Regions from separate parts of the Homo sapiens genome. Here region 1 is linked to region 2. Evidence: chromatin contacts called from ENCODE Hi-C or POLR2A ChIA-PET data. All regions are on one chromosome and are shown on one strand. The core of a region is the stretch at or near the end of the contact, and the rest is flanking DNA. Distances in the headings are between cores, read along the strand shown. Region 1 overlaps SSC5D (scavenger receptor cysteine rich family member with 5 domains). Region 2 holds the start of SBK3 (SH3 domain binding kinase family member 3).

Region 1 (3,409 bases), core at 422-2,921, 42 kb before region 2:
ATGATCAAATTCTCTATCTTTTCTTCTCTGTGCCAATCTCTTTTTGCCTTTCATTTTCAATTTCTCACACTCGTCTTTATGCCGTATTTTTTTCATGGTAATTTCTTTTGCTCTCTCTCACCATCTTTCTCATTTTTTTTCTTTCGTTGTCAGTTTCATATTCCCATCATTTCTTTTTCCCTGTCTTTCTTTTTCAATTTCTCACCCTCATTACATCTATTTCTCACTCCAGTTTTCGTGGTCAGTTTCTCTTTATTTTTTTCTCCCTTGTCCTTCTGTCTTTTTGTTTCATTATCAGTCTCACACTCTCATCTCTGTTTCTCACCTAGTTTTTCCTGGTCAATTTATCTGTCTTTCCCCCTCAGTCTTTCACTTTTCTTTCAGATCTCACCTTCACCACCTCTGTTTCTCACTCCATTTTTCATGGTAAATTTCTCTCTCTCTTTTTTGAGACAGGATCTTGCTCTGTTGCCCAGGCTGAAGTGCAGTGGTGCGATCTCAGTTCACTGCAGCCTTGAACTCCCAGGCTCAGGTGATCCTCCGACCTCAGCCTCCTGAATAGCTGGGATTACAGATGCACACCACCATGCCTGGCTAATTTTTTTTTTTGAGACAGAGTCTTGCTGTGTTGCCCAGGCTGGAGTGCAGTGGCGTGGTCTCGGCTCACTGCAACCTCCACCTCCCGGGTTCAAGTGATTCTCCTGCCTCAGCCTCCTGAATAGCTGGGATTACAGGCGTGTGCCACCACTCCCGGCTAATTTTTGTATTTTTAGTAGAGACGGGTTTCACCATGTTGGCCAGGCTGGTCTCAAATTCCTGACCTCGTGATCCGCCTGCCTCGGCCTCCCAAAGTGCTGGGATTACAGGGGTGAGCCACTGCTCCCGGCCTGATTTTTTGTCGAGATGGGTTCTCACTATGTTGCCCAGGCTGGTCTCAAACTCTTGGGCTCAAGTCATCGGCTTGCTGCGGCCTCCCAAAGTGCTGGAATTGCAGGCGGGAGCCACTGGGCCCAAACTGTTTCTGTATCTTCCGTCCTCTTGTCTTTCACTTTCAGTTCTCAGCTTCGCCACCTGCTTCTCACTCGATTTTTCACGGTCGGTTTTGCTATATCACCTCATACTCTCATCGTCTCCATTTCTCACTGCGTTCTCTCCCCAGGCCCAGCGCTGTGGTATCTTTTCCTTTGTCTCTTACGGTTGTTTTCTGAGTCTCCATCTCCCGCGCCTTCCCTGCAGTCTCCCGCGTGCTCTCTTCTCTCTCCCCCTCGTTTCTCTCATGGTCAGCCCCCTTCCCTCCGTTTCTGTCTCCCGCGGGCTCCTCTGTCCGTTTCTCACCGTCCCCGCCGCCCTCGCCGCTCCCTCACGGGAGGTTTCACTCCCCACCTAAGGGGCAGCGTTTCTGTCCTCCCTCTGTGCCCGTCGCAGTCGCTGTTTCTCCGTCTTCTCCCTCCCTTCCACTCTCCCGCCCTGCTCGCCGTCTGGGGCTGCCTGGGTTTCTGCCTCTGTCGCCCCGCGCCCCGTACCTGTGCCCTCCTGAGAGGCCCAAGCCTCCCGCTCCCGCAGGAGAGTCTCGCCGCAAGCGTCCTTTCCCGCCTTTTTTTTTTCTGGCGCTCAGCACGCATGCGCAGGCGCGGTGGGCCCGGGAATGGAGGGACGGGATGGGGCAGGCGTTCATCTGCCTCGCACCTCGTGACGTCACAGGCGCGCTGCGCCTCCTGATTGGCCAGCCGGCGCATCGCCCGCAGTAATAATAGCTGGGCGAAGGGCAACCAGGCCCCAAGAAGCGGGCCTTGAGGTGGGGAAAGGGAGGGAGGAAGCAGGCCCTAGAGGCGCCGTGACTTGGGGGTGGGTGGGCTCCAGCTGTGAGTTAGAGCTATCATTCCGTTTCCAGAGCCGGAAGCGGGAGCTCCGAGAGGTGATGCTCCTCGTTCAAGGACTGCCAGGGTTGCAGCGCCTCCCTAGCCCATAGCGCCCCCTCGTGGTGGAGGCGGGCACGTGCCGGGCACAGCGGCTGCGGAGACAGCGGGTCCGGCCTCGGGACCCCTCCCGTAGGGTAGGGAGGCAGCCAATGAGCAGAAATAAATGCAGAATCACAAACTGCGCCGGTGAAATGAAAAGACAGCCATGTGTGCCACCTTATCAATAGGAAGACTTGGAGGCGTATGCGGGGTGGAGTGGGAGACGAGGCAGGCATGCATTCTTAGCTTCAGGAGCAATGTAACCTTGAAAAAGTGACTTGGTCTCTTTGAGTCCCCGTTTCTTATTTATATTGTTTTATTTATTTATTATTTATTGAGACGGAGTCTCGCTCTGTCACCCACGCTGGAGTGCAGTGGCGCTATCTCAGCTCACTGCAACCTCTGCCTCCCAGGTTTAAACGATTCTCCTGCTGCAGCCTCCTGTGTAGCTGGGATTACAGGCGCACGCCACCACACCGGGCTAATTTTTGTATTTTTAGTAGAGACGGGGTTTCACCATGTTGGCCAGGCTGGTCTCAAAGCCGACCTCGTGATCCACTCGCCTTGGCCTCCCGAAGTGCTGAGATTACAGGTGTGAGCCACCGCGCCCGGCCACCTGTTTCTTTCTCTGGAAAAAAAATGGGGCGCCAGGGTTGTTGGAAAGGTGGAACGAGAGCTCACCTAGTCTGTGCTGGGCATGCATGACCCCAACTTCAGGCCATAGAAACTGTTGCTACACCTGTGTTTCAGATGGGGTAAAAAGTGAGGCTCAGAGAAGTTTAACTTAGGAGCCACGATTATAACCTGTTTTAAGTGATTTCACACGTTTTGCTCCTTGGATTGGGAACCATATGCTAAAATAGAAGCACGAGTCTGGAGTCCGACTCTCCTACCAGGTTCCAATCGTGGTTCCAACCCGGATTAGAACTAGTTGGGTGACTGCAGGCCCCAATTCAATGAACAAAATGTGTGTGAAATCGTTTAAAACCGCAGAATATTGTTTGTTAGGGTTATTTGCTGAAAACGAACAACAGCTGCAGGATTTCAGGGAACGAGCGATTATTTGTAGTAGAGAAATCAAGGAAACCTCACAGGGGAGATGATATTATTTCATCAGCAGGCCACAAGGAGAAATGAATTCTCAGAGAAGCAAAGGGTGGGAGAAATTTGCATTGCCAGAAATTTTCATCGGTGTTATCCATCTCTGCTAGACTTTAAGCTCTGTGAAAGATCTGTATCTATTTCAATTGCTGCCATAATACATCGCCACAAATTTAGTGGTTTAAAACAACGCAGACTTATTATTTTGCAGTTTTGTAGGTCAGAAGTCAGACTTGCTTAGTGGGCTAAGATCAAGGCGCCAGCAGGGTGGTTCCCTTTGGAAGGCTCTAGGGGAGAATCCATTTCCCTGCCTTTTCCAGCTTCTAGAGGCCACCTACATTCCTTGGCTT
Region 2 (3,169 bases), core at 577-3,076:
TTCTCCATACTCACGATGAATCTATAATCAACTCTAAACTCAACCCACCCAACTCCACCCATGCCCACACCCTAACCTCAGAGTCAACTAAAATCCCAACCCTGTCTCCCTCCCCACCCCCTTCATTGACTCCAGTCCATCCTCAATCCCACCCCCAGCTCCCTGCCTTTCCACGATTGTGTTTGGGTGATTGGATGGATTAGGGTTGAGGTCAGGCATGGAACCTCGTTGAGAATTAGAAAGGGGGAGGTCATGTGGGGGCTCAGGGTGGAGATGGATTGGGCGGGCCCTGATTTGGGGTCAGAGTTGGAGACAGAGACGGGGCTTGGGACAGAGTTGGACCTGGGATAAGCACTCCCAACCTTTGTCCCTCGTGGCCTCACCCTTTCCTGCAGCATCCCGCTGAGGTCCCCACAGGGCGCGTACTCCTGGGCGAAGGCAAAATAGCGGGGGGTCTGTAGGGGTCCTGCCAGGGTCTGCAGCAGGCCTGGGTGTGCAGAGACGCAGCGGCCCACACAGAACTCCCTCAGGAAGGTGCTTCTCAGGACCAAATCCCGACGCAGGAGCTTCAGAGCCACAGCTGGACCTGCCAGGGAGATGGGTCGGAGGGACACTCAGGCGGCTCCAGTCCTGCTGTGGGGCCTGAGGGAAGCCGTGTAAACTCTCTGAGCCTCACACTTCTCATGGGCAGCACGGGCTCCCCTGTCTGTGAAGTGTGGGTGGGAGGAGACCTTCTTTGAAGACCCTCCCTGCTCTGCCTCGGACTGCGGCGTGGGCTTGCACAGCCGCCTCACCCTCTCCGGGCCTCAGTTTCCCCTGGCATCAAGTAAGAGACACGGTGGTGACTTGGGTTCCAACTTGAGTTGCATACCTGTCCTGCTGTGGGACCGTAGGCAGTCCCTCGCCCTCTCTGGGGTGGGGCCTGTGTTTCTCAGAAGATCCCAGAGCTCTTAACTTTCAGAGTACCCCCACTGAGAAGGGTCCCCATCAGCTCCTCCTGGGAATGCCCCCTGTCTGGGTGGCTTCCGAGAATGCTTATTGTGGGGCAGTTGGGGAGGCTGCCCTTGGGTGGCTGAACTCACCCCCCTGGTGAGGCTGGGCAAGGAGCACGCGGCCGTAGGAGCCGGAGCCCAGCTTCCGGATGAGGTGGTACTGGTCCCGAAGGCTCCTCACCGGGGTCACCCTGCTGGTCGTCAGCTCCACCAGCCGTTGGAGGGCTGTGGCTGTGTCCTCCTACGGGAGAGGGGCAGGGTGAGGAGGGGGCGCGTCTGGGGTCCACTGAGAGTGGTGGGGGAGGAGGTCACGGCGCAGCCCCAGGATGGAGGGTGGGGCAGGGGACAGGGGTCACTGTCCCCAGAGAGGAGGATGAGTCACAGTGACTCACCCGGACTCGGGCCACCTGTTTTTGTGTCCTGGAGAGGTTAGGGGTCACTGCCACAGAGGCCCCGCCTGCCCCTGTCTGTGGGAGCAGGCCAGGAGCCCCCAGCCCCGAGTGGGGGTGCATCCTCAGCCCACACAGTCCCCCTGCCCACCCTGGTCTCTCTCTCCACCGTCCTCTTCCCCTGTGCATCCCGCTGTGTGTTTCTGAGTCCAATTCTCTGGGGGCCTTGGTCTCGCTGTGTGTCCTTGGATCTCTGTCATCCTCTCTCCCTGGGTCTGGGTCTCTGAGGTCTTTGCGTTTCCCTGTTTTCTGTTTCTCTTCCTCTCTCTCCCCGTGTTGCCTCCTGCCTCTCTCTCCTTCTTTTCTCTCTCTGTCTTCCTCCCCTGGCTCCCGTCTCTCACCTCTGGGTCCCCATCCTCAGGGGTCTCGGAGGCCCTGCGCTCCATCTCAGGGCTTCCTGATGTGGGGTGGCCCTTGGGCGGGACCCCCCCGTCAGGGCTCCCCAGAAAGCAACCAGCCCCCTGCACCCCACAGGTTCTCGCTGCGCAGAGCCAAGGGATGGAAGCTCGTCTGCAAGGTCAGCCTCAGTCGCCCCTTGTCTGTCCGGCTCTGTCTAGCTGGAGGAGTGTCTCTGCCTCTCTGTGCCCTCCTGCCACCCTCTGGGTGTATTCCCTGCTGTGCTTCCCAGGTGATAGCCCTTACTCCCCACACCCTCTCTTCCCCTCTCTTTAGCCAACCCCAGTCTCTCCTTCCTTCTACAGGAACACCTTTCTGTCAGCCTCTCTCTTGCTCCGTCTATCCTCTCTCTTTGTGCGTCTTTGTCTCCTTCTCTCCCCGTCTCTCTCTCTCCACCCTCCCTGTCTCTGTCTCGCACTTGGGTCTCTGGGGTGGGACTCCCCCTCCCTGTCCCGTCTCTGTGGGTCGCCGGCCCCTCTCCCCTGTCCGCACACTGTCTCCACTCTTTCTCCACCAACTCTGGGGGTGTCTCCACGCTCTGCTCCCTGCCTGCTCCCCTCTCTCTGTCTGTCTGTTTCCCGTCTCTCCCGGCCCCTCTGGGCATCTCCGTCCGCTCTCCCCAGTGTCTCTGCGTCTCTCTCCTCCTCTTTGTTCCTGACTCTCTCTCAAAGCCTTTGTCCCTCCCTTTCTCTGGGCCTGGGACAGGGGTGTGTGTGACAGCTCAGAGACAGAGACATCCTGTCCCCCCACACCCCTCCCTCACCCCCTCTGACCGCTGCCCCCTCCCTCTCCCTTCCAAACTTAGACCAGCTTGGACTCTGGGCTCCAGTCCCAGGACAGACGGGACAAAACATATTGTGAACCCCCAACAAGGCCCAGGCCTGAGGGCAGAGGAAAGGGTGGGACAGACCCCTCCACACACCTGAGCTGGGATGACTGGCCCAGAGCTGAGCACCTCTGTCTTGCCCCAGAGGCCAGGAGCGCTGGTGTCCAGGGACCAGGGAACAGTTCCCAAAGCCCTCCTCCTTCACACCAGGAGTGCTGGCCCCAGCTCCTCCTCCCTCACACCCAGGAGTCCAGGTCCCCAGTTCCTCCATCCTCAGACCCAGGAGTCTAGGCCCCAAGCCCCACCTCCCTCAGACCCAAGAGTCCAGGCCTCCAGCTCCTCCTCCCTCAGATCCAGGAGTCTAGGCCCCCAGCCCCTCCTCCCTCAGACCCAGGAGTCCAGGACCCCAGCCCTTCCTCCCTCAGACCCAGGAGTCCAGGCCTCCAGCCCCTCCTCCCTCACACCCAGGAGTCCAGGTCCCCAGTTCCTCCATCCTCAGACCCAGG

What was found. A loop is a pair of places that touch in the nucleus more often than their neighbours do. ChIA-PET counts read pairs that join two places held with the same protein, here RNA polymerase II (POLR2A). Pooled maps may share reads with other maps.
Region 1: a loop to region 2 is called in a map with no recorded cell type, with 9 times the contacts of the local background. The contact joins the enhancer-like site here to the promoter of SBK3 in region 2. A Hi-C loop is called at or near these places in 7 of 168 maps with a recorded cell type or tissue (Caco-2, IMR-90, PC-9 and 4 more), 1 of 37 single-sample maps with no recorded cell type and 11 of 50 pooled maps. POLR2A ChIA-PET finds 5 or more read pairs at or near these places in 11 of 52 experiments (A549, A673, CD8-positive, alpha-beta memory T cell and 8 more).

The regions. Positions count from the first base shown.
Region 1 is chr19:55,502,225-55,505,633 of GRCh38, forward strand. The region is part of intron 12 of SSC5D (scavenger receptor cysteine rich family member with 5 domains); the gene reads left to right. Among named protein-coding and RNA genes, the nearest start is that of SSC5D, 15 kb to the left of the region's middle. RefSeq lists silencers at 1,472-1,561, 1,612-1,661. Within about 2 kb of position 1,672, at least 28 of the 41 ENCODE cell types and tissues checked have a DNase peak (open chromatin) inside an H3K27ac peak, as active enhancers do; they include Panc1 and ascending aorta, where a contact is called at or near this core.
Region 2 is chr19:55,543,717-55,546,885 of GRCh38, forward strand. It overlaps SBK3 (SH3 domain binding kinase family member 3), which reads right to left and starts at 1,827. Exons shown (of 4, transcript NM_001199824.2): 1 at 1,783-1,827; 2 at 1,083-1,233; 3 at 384-586. The coding sequence starts at 1,827. RefSeq lists an enhancer at 1,229-2,065.